2 separate regions of the Homo sapiens genome follow, and region 1 is linked to region 2. Evidence: chromatin loops called from intact Hi-C (ENCODE). Cell type or tissue: PC-9. All regions are shown on one strand. Each heading gives the region's core, and the rest is flanking DNA. Links, peaks and the distances in the headings are about the cores only. Region 1 has its middle 12 kb from the start of LINC02436. Region 2 overlaps LINC02436 (long intergenic non-protein coding RNA 2436).

The links. Peaks named below come from ENCODE experiments on the same cell type or tissue, not always from the same donor. Only the 100,000 strongest peaks of a DNase experiment are listed, where the experiment ranks them.
Region 1: it touches region 2 in a loop (2.5-fold over the local background); 82 of 110 quality-filtered maps call a loop at or near these places.

The regions. Positions count from the first base shown.
Region 1 is chr4:185,037,475-185,042,866 of GRCh38, forward strand. No RefSeq gene overlaps it. Among named protein-coding and RNA genes, the nearest start is that of LINC02436, 12 kb to the right of the region's middle. In PC-9, for the core only: CTCF peaks have their summits at 2,498 (motif pointing right) and 2,699; no DNase peak of the experiment used is centred there; H3K27ac peaks cover 378 bases.
Region 2 is chr4:185,093,840-185,099,231 of GRCh38, forward strand. All of the region lies in intron 5 of LINC02436 (long intergenic non-protein coding RNA 2436), which reads left to right. Among named protein-coding and RNA genes, the nearest start is that of LINC02436, 45 kb to the left of the region's middle. In PC-9, for the core only: a CTCF peak has its summit at 2,415 (motif pointing left); no DNase peak of the experiment used is centred there.

The sequences.
Region 1 (5,392 bases), core at 263-5,262, 56 kb before region 2:
GTATCAAAGAACTGAAACTCACCAGATCACTACATCCGGACAATGAGATCCAGGCCCCTCATTCACCATGATGGGTTCCTCACCCCTTCCAAGTTCCTGTTTTCCCATACATGGTTACATTTCTTCCCTGCTGTATAAAGCCCTAGTTTTAGCTGATCAGGGAGATGGATTTGAGACTGAGATCCCATCTCCTCAGCTGTAGCACCTAGTTAAAGCTTCCTCCTGGCAATACTCGCTGTCACAGTGGTTGGCTTTCTGTGCGGCGAGCAGCAGGACCTAGATCAAACCCCTGGCGTTTGGTAACACAACCATCACCTCCATTCATCTCCAGAACTTTTTCATCTTCTCTAACTGAAATTGTACCCATTAAACACTAACTCCCTATTCCTGCTTAGCCCAACCCCCTGGTAACCACCATTCTCTTCCTGTCTCCATGGATGAAACTACTCTAGGAACCTCATGTAAGAGGAAGCATATGGTAGCTGTTCATTTGAACTGGGTGCAGTGGCTCATGCCTGTAATCCCAGCACTTTGTGATGCCAAGACAGGTGGATCACTTGAGGTCAGGAGCTCGAGACCAGCCTGGCCAACATGGCGAAACCCCAGCTCTACAAAAAATACAATTACCTGAACATGATGGTGTGCACCTGTAGTCCTAGCTACTCAGGAGGTTGAAGTGGGAAGATTGCTTGAGCTTTGGAGGTGGAGGTTGCAGTGAGCCAAGATCATGCCACTGTACTCCAGCCTAGGCAACAGAGTGAGACTCTGTCTCAAAAACAAAACAAAACAAAAAAAGGTGCTCATTTGTAACTGGCTTATTTCATTTAGCATAATTTCTTTAAGATCATCCAGGTTGTAGTATCACAATTTCCTTCCTTTTCAAGGCTGAATAATATTCCATTGTATTTATATACCACATTTTATTTATCCATTTATCCATTAATGGACACTTAGGAGGTTTCCATCTTTTTGCTATTGTGAATAATGTTGTTATAAACATGGATATACAAATATCTGTTTTAATCTCTGCTTTTAATTCTTTTGTGTATATACCCAGAAGTGGAATTGCTGGGTCATACAATAATTCCATGTTTAATTTTTTGAGGAACCCCCATACTGTTTTCCGCAATGGCTGTGCCATTTTATATTCCCACCATCAATGCAGAGGGTTCCAGTTTCTCCATATCCTCACCAACACTTGTTATTTTCTGCTTTTTTTTTTTTTAAATAACAGCTATTCTAATGGGTGTGAAGTAGAGTCTCATTGTAGTTTTGACTTGTAGTTCTCTGAGGCAAATCAAACATTCCATTAATGTTAAACATCTTTTCATGTGCTTACAGGCCATTGGAATATTTTTGGAGAAATGTCTATTCAATTGACATTGAATTATTGTATGATCCAGCAATTCCACTTCTGGGTATATACACAAAATAATTAAAAGCAGAGATTCAAGTTCTTTGCCTATGCTTTTTTGTTGTTGGGTTGTAAGAGTTCTTCATATATTCTGAACATTAGCTCCTTATCAGATATATGATTTGCAAGTGTTGTCTTCTATTCCATGGGTTGGCTTTTCACTCTGTTGAGAGTGTACTTTGATGCATAAAAGTTTTTAATTTTGAAATCCAATTTATCTATTTTTTCTTCTATTGCTTGTTCTTTTGGTGTCATATTCAAAAGTAACTCATAATGTTAAGTTATATATTTATTTGAATGTTTTATTACATAAATGCCTGCCTTCATAGACTATAAGATACACAAAGACTGAAACCTCTGTTTTGGTCACCATCATAACCCCAGGACCTAGCCCGTGCCTGGTGACTAGTACGTGTTTCATCATATATATTCGTAATCTGATAAATGCATATCTTCTGATACTTTTAAATTGTGATGTTAAATGATACTTGATAACTTATACACTTATATGAAAAAATTTTGATTGACAAAGGTGATTTCTGTGTGATATTTAATTCTCACTGAAAATTCACACTAAATTAATTTAAATTAAGTTAATTTAAATCAAGCCATATATAAAGTTTCAAGAAGTGTTGGAGAAAAAATTTAAACACAACAGCAACTGTATCAATGGCATATTTTAAAAATATATTATTTTTTTCCAAATGTTTACAGACTAAAAAATGAAATGACTAGAAACACATCTTCCAGGTTTCAGTCATTTCATTTCAGATCTGATGTAACTTCATAATATGTTTCTTCATTCTTCTTTGGCAGGTATTCAAAAGTGGTATAGACCCGCTACTTAGATCAAACGAGGGGGACAGCTCCGGTGCCCTAAGTTAAGTGATAGCCCAGATCAAATGCTAACTCTCCCTTTCCTCTATGATTTCGTAAACCTTCAGGAGAAAGCTGACAAGTATTCATCTGCCTCGTAGATCAAACAAACCCACGAGGGATTCTCTTTCACTCTTCTGTGCTTCTGGGAATTAAAATAGAAGGGACTTGTATTGTCAGCTGCAAAACAGCAGGGGGAGCTCATGAGGTTTTTAAGGCAGCTATTACTCGCCACCCCACCACCTCCAAAAACATTGCATTAAGTATACACTTAACAGCACCAAGGAGAAATTCAAAGGGAAAAGGAAGTGCGAGTGAGCGCGTGCACACACACACAAACACACATGCACGCGCCTTCTAATGAGAGGTGAAAATGGACACAATCCATTTTATAATAAAGGACTGACAAACTAACACTTAATCCAGACCTCTGAAGCCACCTCTCAGACTATCCTTACTACCTTAACAGTCCAGCGTAGCCGTGGGTACCCAAGACCCCATCGCTGCTCTTGATTCTTGACCATCTTTCTCATGTGTCCAAACTAAATTCCTAGACAGCTGGCTTAAAACTATAGTGCTTAAGTTTTCCAAACGTGTTTTTAAATATTCAGTGAAATTCTTTTGGAGAACAACTTAAATAGTACTTTAAAAATTAGGTTATAAACCACAGAGTAGTTTTTAAAATACATGAACTATAGACCTTTGTCACTGAGGAGAAAGAATGAGGGGTCCAGGGTCTATATTGTGAGTTTTCGGGACAGGGTAAGAAGTCACTCCCTGTGAGGACAGAGTGGCCACAGAGGAACAGAAGAGTATTTCCTACTGGGGAGAAATCACAAGGGACACTGGTCTTGCTTGCCATGTTGTCCTTTGAGTCTTAACCCGGGACACAGGAATCAATGGTTAGCATTAATGAGTCATCAACAGCTCTCATTCTGAGGCCTAACAGAAAGCTAAGCTGTGAAGCCGTGGATAACCACACACAGGGACTCGGGCTGCTGATGGGCTTGCCAGGGCTAGGGTGGGATGTGAGGTCTTACCTTTGCTCCTCCTCTATCTACAAGTATGTCTGAATCACAGATGAGCGTCTGAGAACGCATCTTGAAACAGCTGTCACCTCTCCTAGAGGGGCTCATTTTTGGCATTGGGAAAACAGATTTTGGTGAGTGGCCGCAATGTCTTACAAATTCCCTGAAGTTCAGGGCCTTTTCTTGGTTTGTGATCAGTGTTTCCCAAAGAATACAGCTCTCTCCTCATGTCACTTCAGGATGACATGAGGATGACCTTTAAAATATTGTGAGTCCTACTTGTAATGGAACAATGAGACGTGGAATCGTGAAAGGAACTAGGATAAATATGTGACTATGTAGAAATAAGCTACTAGCTCTGTTTTATGCCATTGACTTTTCTATGTCTGAACACTTTTTCAAGGACTTTATAGAAAAGCAAATTGAAAAATAATAAAGTGTTTTCAATAAACTCCATCAAATGAATACATGCATAAATTATGCATAATTATAAATTATGATATTTAATTTTCCTTAAAAATTATCTATTTGTTCTCCCAAACTATATTATAATTTATTCGTTAGAAAAGCATATATTTTCAAAGAAAAACTGTAGTAAAGAAGGACAGTACAACATATTACCTTAAAAAAAACTCTTTAAACGATGTAAGCTTTCTTACCTCTTTAAAAGGAAGTACATATATTCCTGGAGGAGGCATCTGAAGTTCCTTTCATCTAGATCTTCAAATTCTTTTTTCTACTGCCTGATAGTGTTTGGAAACCAAATTTTTATTTATCTTAAGTAACTTTTGAAGAAAAAAAGAATAAAGGAAGCTTTACTTATTTTCTAAATACTGATTTAATTCAGTTTTAATAAGAGGAATCTGAGTATTAGGTTCCAATTTTTATGTGAATTACATAAAATATTAAAATTACCAGAAACTCCAAATTACAGTGATCTTGAAGAATTTAGAACAACCCAAGAAGTCAACATAGCTGTAGGATGTATTTCATATCAATATACTGGGCAAAAATTAGATATTATGTGTTCCTTTTTCTGTAATGTTGATCCAACTAAGTGTCACAATGAGTTAAGTAAAGCTAAGTCATGCCAGTTTGCTGGGACTTGATTTCCTCTTCAATAAAATGAGGGGTTTCAGTTAGATGATTCTTAGTTTTCTCCCAAGAGCTAACAATTAGAACTCTGGCCAGGTGCAGTGGCTCAAGCCTGTAATCCCAGCACTTTGGGAGGCAGAGGTGGGCAGATCACTTGAGCCCAGGAGTTCAAGACCAGCCTGGGCAACATGGAGAAACCCCATCTCTACAAAAACACAAAACTTAGCTGGGTGTGGTGGCTTGTGCCTGTAGTCCCAGCTATTTGGAAGGCTGAGGCAGGAGGGTCACTTGCGCCCAGGACGTTGAGCTGCAGTGAGCCATGATGGCACCACTGTGCTCCAGCCTGGGCGACAGAGTGAGATCTTGTCTCAAAAAAAGAAAGAAAGAAAGAAAGAAAAAGTACTCTGGCAACACAAGCATCCACCCCCAGTAGTTCTATTAAACTACATGAAACATAAAGGATCTACATGCTTAAGGGGCCTAGATTGCTCCCTAATTTTAGAACTAGATAGGTCATACCAGTATATAGCTAAGCCCTTCAAAGAATATGGTAGTGAGGGGAGAGCTGATGGAATTTGAAATGTCCCTTGGTGATAGAAACTCACTTGACAGCAACATAAACAAAGACTTAATAAAACAAGTAGTAAATTCACAGGAAGGAAGAGTAGCCCTAAAATTTACAAGTCTAGTAAGTCCCACACTTTCTGGGTTGATGGCTATCTCCTCCTGGCATATAGCTCAGTAACATATACAGTATCTGACAAAGATGGCCTCTGTTAGGCTCTTCTCATGTGCTAGAAGTCCTTATTATTGACCATACCAACCACCAGTAGAATAACAGACACAATGGTAATCCCAGCTATTCATTCCCGCACTGTTGGCTCTCGCCATACACAGGTAAGAGGGCTATGCAGAATGATTCTCCAGTGGTCAGGATTCGGATCCAAGGATGTGCTTGCCAAATTCCCTTGTCATTATG
Region 2 (5,392 bases), core at 318-5,317:
CTCCACGCATATTGTTACAGACACACACTGAGAAAATCACGTCTAAGACTCCATGGGGAGAGAACAACACAAGCTCTATGTTGGGTGTTTTTCCTGGATTCTGCTCTTTGTGCTTCTTCCCTTGGCTGATTTTAATCTGTAACCTTTCCCTGTAATAAACCATAACTGTGAGTATCACAGCTCTCAGTGAGCTCTGTGAGTCCCTCTAGTGAATAACTGAACTCAAGGGCGGTTTTGGGACCGGTCCCCCAAACCTGCGATTAGTGTCAGGAGAGCAGTGGGTCTTATAGAGGGCTGGGTTCCCTCTAACTTTGCGGTTACCTAAACCCCCAAGGAGATGTTTCTAAACTTTAGCAGTATGATATCTCAATAAAGATTATTTTTAACGTATGGTCATTTGTTTCTCATAGTACACAATAATATGTGTGTAGGTGTGTGTGTGCACGCATGTGTGTGTGAGTATACATATATACCCCCGATGGACCACTGTGCTTTTAATATTAGGAAAGAAAGAATCTCTCAAATAGGCAATTTTGAAGCCATCTTAATATTCTATACTCTAAAGTTTAAAGGTATAAATTGTTCTTTATAAACTTAGAAAAGGCTGGGCCTGGTGGCTCACACCTGTAATCCCAACACTTTGGGAGGCCAAGGCAGGTGGATCACTCCTGAGGTCAGGAGTTCGAGACCAGCCTGGTCAACATGGTAAAACCCTGTCTCTACTAAAAATACAACAAAATTAGCTGGGCATGGTGGCAGGCACCTATAATCCCAGCTACCCAGGAGGCTGAGGCAGGAGAATCGCTTGAATCTGGGAGGTGGAGGTTGCAGTGAGCCAAGATCGTGCCATTGCACTCCAGCCTGGGCAACAAGAGCGAAACTCCCATCAAAAGAAAAAAAAAAACTTTGAAAAAATTATGAAGGAATGGGCATCAACTAACTAGCAGATGTTATCTAGGCAAAGTGGGATGAGATAAGCAAAACAGGGCCTGCTATTTATCATTCTCTGTAGATATTTAAGTGGTACAATTAGGGGTCATTTTGGTCTTTTTTGTGTTTTTCAGGATTTCTCTAATTAATGAAAATATATACTGGGAAAATGTAGACGTTTTAAATGTTATTCCTCGAATTTCTCCTTTCGGATAAGAAAACTGTATAAACACAGAAGAGAAGGCAGTACTCTGAAGTTTTCAGCAAATTTAATTGCAAGAGTCCAGTCATCTTATTGTAGCTCCCTCTGCAGCCAATTGTGTGATTCCTTCCCTCCTTTTTGTTGTCTTTCCCTTTCTACAGACATTTATTGAGCACTTGCTAGGTTTCAGGCTCTCAGCTGTGTTGCTTTGGGAACAGAGTAGTTTAGCAGTAGCCCTGTTCTCTACCTAATAGATGCCAGCACCCTGCCCCCAGTGTGACAGCCAAAAATGTCTCCAAACATTGCCAAATGTGCCCTGTGGGCTAAATGTCCCCCAGGTGAGAACAACTGTTTTAAGAAAACAAATTTCTAGATCATCAGCTCATATACATATTCTTTCCTAAAATTAACCTGCGCCCATTATGTTAAAATTAACAAGATTTCATTAGGCTGGATCTCCTCTTCCTGTCTCTTCTTTTACAAGCAACCTTCTCCTACTTTACAAAAGGCCCCCTCTTTCCCATCCAGAATCTTACTGCAGTGCACTGCCTGGGAGTGTAAGAATCCTGGGCCCCAAACAGTGAAAACTTCTAACCCCCTAAGCTGACTCATTCAGGAATGCATTTCCAATTAATTTCACTTTTTGTTATAACTATTTATCAAAAGTAATACGTTTATGGTGTTGGATAACTGTATGTTAGTAAAATTTTGACGTTCAACACCTTTGGTCACGAGAAATAAAAAATAAAGTATCTATATACATACTCTTGTTGCAGAGAAGTACAATAGGGTGATCACAGCTTTTTGATTATGAAATATTTTATATTAGTATAAAATTCTGTAGAGGAGATAAAATGGAAAATGAGATTCAAGGAAAAAAGGAGTAATATAAAGCATCCAACTATGAAAGATGAGCTTGTTTCAGAATTTTTAAAAACAGATGATGGTGGTTATCGACCCCTATAATGTTTTGTATTCTATTAGATGTATGTAAAGATTGATATAACAATTTTATTTTAAAGTTTCTACAGTATGCCAAAAGTTACATCTCCTCGGTTATTTAAACTTTTGTTGAAATATATGTAAACTTAAAAGTTTGTGGGTGATGCACATGTTTTCAAAATGATTGTAGGGGTACATGAGTAAAAGGTTTAAAAGTTGCTCACAATAGCTGTAAACTATTAATTCATTTGGCAATCAGTGAAAAAAAAAAAAAAAAAAAATGCAATGCTCAATCTAAACCAAGGACACTCTGCCACCTGGTGGCTTAGAGATTTTCATAGTCACCCAGCAGGAATCAAAAGCTCTCTTACTCCAACCATGTATGATAATGATAATGAACTGATTAATAATATGTAGAATCAGAGATTATTTGATGATAAGAGATATTCATACAGAGAAGGAAATAAAATGATGAATTTTTAATATTATAATTTCAAATTCAGGAAATTACCATTTGTAGTTTTTTTACTGGCTGGGTTAATACCTAAAATCTCTCACCTAATTTCAGCCTAGGCTGCTCTTGAACTCCTGGGCTCAAACGATCCTCCCCTGTCGGCCTCCCAAAGTGCTGGGATTACAAGCTTGAACCACCATGCCCAGCCTCAGAAATTTTTTAAATGACAGCTCATACAGTTTTCTTTTATAAAGGTAAGTAAAACAAACAAAGAAAAATATTGATCATTTTGTAGTGAAGAGACAGAAAAAAATTTATTTCACTTAACGGCGCTGTAGAAAAGTGAAATGACCAAAGATTCCATTATTTATATAGTACTTCATTGAAAAATAACATATATGTAAATTCTTATTACCTGCTTTCAATAATTTACATGTATGTTATTTTTGAAATTCTATTGACCAATGATGTGTTATTTTAATTTGTTAATCTTTCTGTCAAACACACACACACACACACACACACACACACAAAAGAAAAGAAAAAGAAAAAGAAAAAGAAAAATGGACCTTGTCATGGTAAATCCAGGTGCTATAGTTCTAACTTCCTGAAAATTATTCAACAGTTCCCTCAAATTACACACACAAAAAATAGATTTTTTAAATGGTCCGATTTCTAGCATAAGTGAGTCAACTTATATGAGCATTTTTCTACTGTATTGTATAGACAAGTTGGCACAGGCAGAAGAAAAATATCTTCTCAAGATGCAGCTTCACAATCTTCAGAGTTATTGATAACATACAAACCAAACTACAGATGATTTCAGAACTCTCCATCACTTTAACAGAAGTGTCAACTAAAGTATATTTATATCATATCTCTATCAAAAATATTTCTAATTTAATAGACACTTAAATAATGATTGGTTTTGTAATTCCCTTGAGGAGGAAGTAACCAGTATAGAAACAAACAGAAAGTAGAACATTCACCTTCATCAAATACCTACTGGAAAGTGGTCAAGAATTAGAGAAAATTGTAATGAAACAAATTTGCCAATTTGACTTCAATTGTGGTTAAGGTAGAGATGGGGCTGATTCTTCTTTCATTACAAAACCTATTTTAAAATGTAACATTAAATAATATTACTTAATGTCTCTGGGTGAAGACAGCATGTTATAAAGTCAGGAATCCAGCCTCAGCTTTTTCCTCTTTTTTAATTGAAAACTTCACATTTTTAAATTCTTTGCTTTACCTTGATTAATTTTCCCATTCTTTGGACTTCTAAATGAAAACAAGAACTCTTCTAGAATTCGGAGGGTTTTTTGTTTATTTGCATTATTGGTGATACTTAAAAGAAAAAACTCAATATTTATTTAAATATCTTAATAAAGTGTGTGTGTGTGTGTGTGTGTGTGTGTGTGTGTGTGTGATAACTTTAGTCCAAAGCTGGGCTAATGTTGATATTAGCTGCTTTATGTTAATATCGGCATTAATGGCATTAAGAAAGTAAGTCCAACCAGGGAAGGTGTCATGTCTTTTTTTCTTTCTCCCTCCTTCTAAGTCCACTGCCATACTTTGAATTTAGTTGGTACTCAGTAAATAAATTAATTGAATAAAATGAATAAATAAGATTATGCCCAAACAAGCTGGGGAAATCATTAGATCTCAATTTGGTTCCCCTTGGTTAATATTAACATTATCCAACGTAACTTTACATACAGCTTCCTCTGAGTTGTTTTGGGTTTTTAGCTATTTTGATTAGTATTTGGTTTAGTCAGTTAAAAACGATAGTTTACAATTTAGCAAAAATAAAACTACTTTTTAGTGGTAGTAATATATAGGTCCAATTGAGAGCTTACATGCTAGTAGCCTATTGATGGCACCTGGCCTGCAGATGTGTTAAATATTAGCATTTTAAATAAGGAAATTTCATATAAAATCTGTATTTTTAGCTCTCTGTGAAAATCAGCAGATATGTGAATATCTGTAATCCCCAATAGCAGCCATTGGTAGGGCTGATGCCATTACTCTCTTCAGAAGAGGCAGAGTTGCCACAATCCCCACTACTCTTTATTATTTCCCCATAATTAAGGCCAAATGTTGGATGCAACTTACTAGTCACTTGGTAGTTGAGAAATATTTCCTAGTTACTATGTTTTTATCAAAAGAGATTAAATGAGACACATGGTTCTAGAAAAATGGAGGAAAGACTGTTTCTTTCAGGAAGCTAAGAATATTGCTGTGTGTTTAATCTTTGAACTACAGCCTGCTTCAATCATTTACATTACTTGCCTGGCTCATGCAGAAATTTGAAGTTGTGACCCTCTGGGATAGCTAACAAGAGGAGCTTGGTCATTTAATAGCACATAATTCCAGTTAAGCATGAATATGTGTGTGTAAACATGAGTATAACCAGGCCTTTAAGGCATAGTTCAGCTCTCAATGGGGGCTAACATTACAAAAACATACTTGCAAAAATATTTAAGCAAATTTTGAAGAGTAGTAAAGATGCCTAGCCCTGCCAGATTGTACAACACAAAGTGTCACACTGCACAGGACTAGACATTGCAGAAAGTCCAGAAATAGACTCCAGTGTATATAGAATTTAGTATATGATTAAGTTAGCATAGTCAAATGAAAAAAGTAAAATACAAAAAAGTACATATTACCATGTATCCATAGTGCATGTTGCCATATAGAGGAGATAATATTTTAAAGTTATTAGTGGATTCTTCTATTTACCTTTTCTGAGCACAAGCCTAGAGCACTTAAAGCATAGTCCTGTCCAGGGGAAAGAGCAGGGTCTGTTTCAGGCGGTAGATGCTGCTGTTTCTTACTCCACAGCCATCAACCTCCCACTTCCT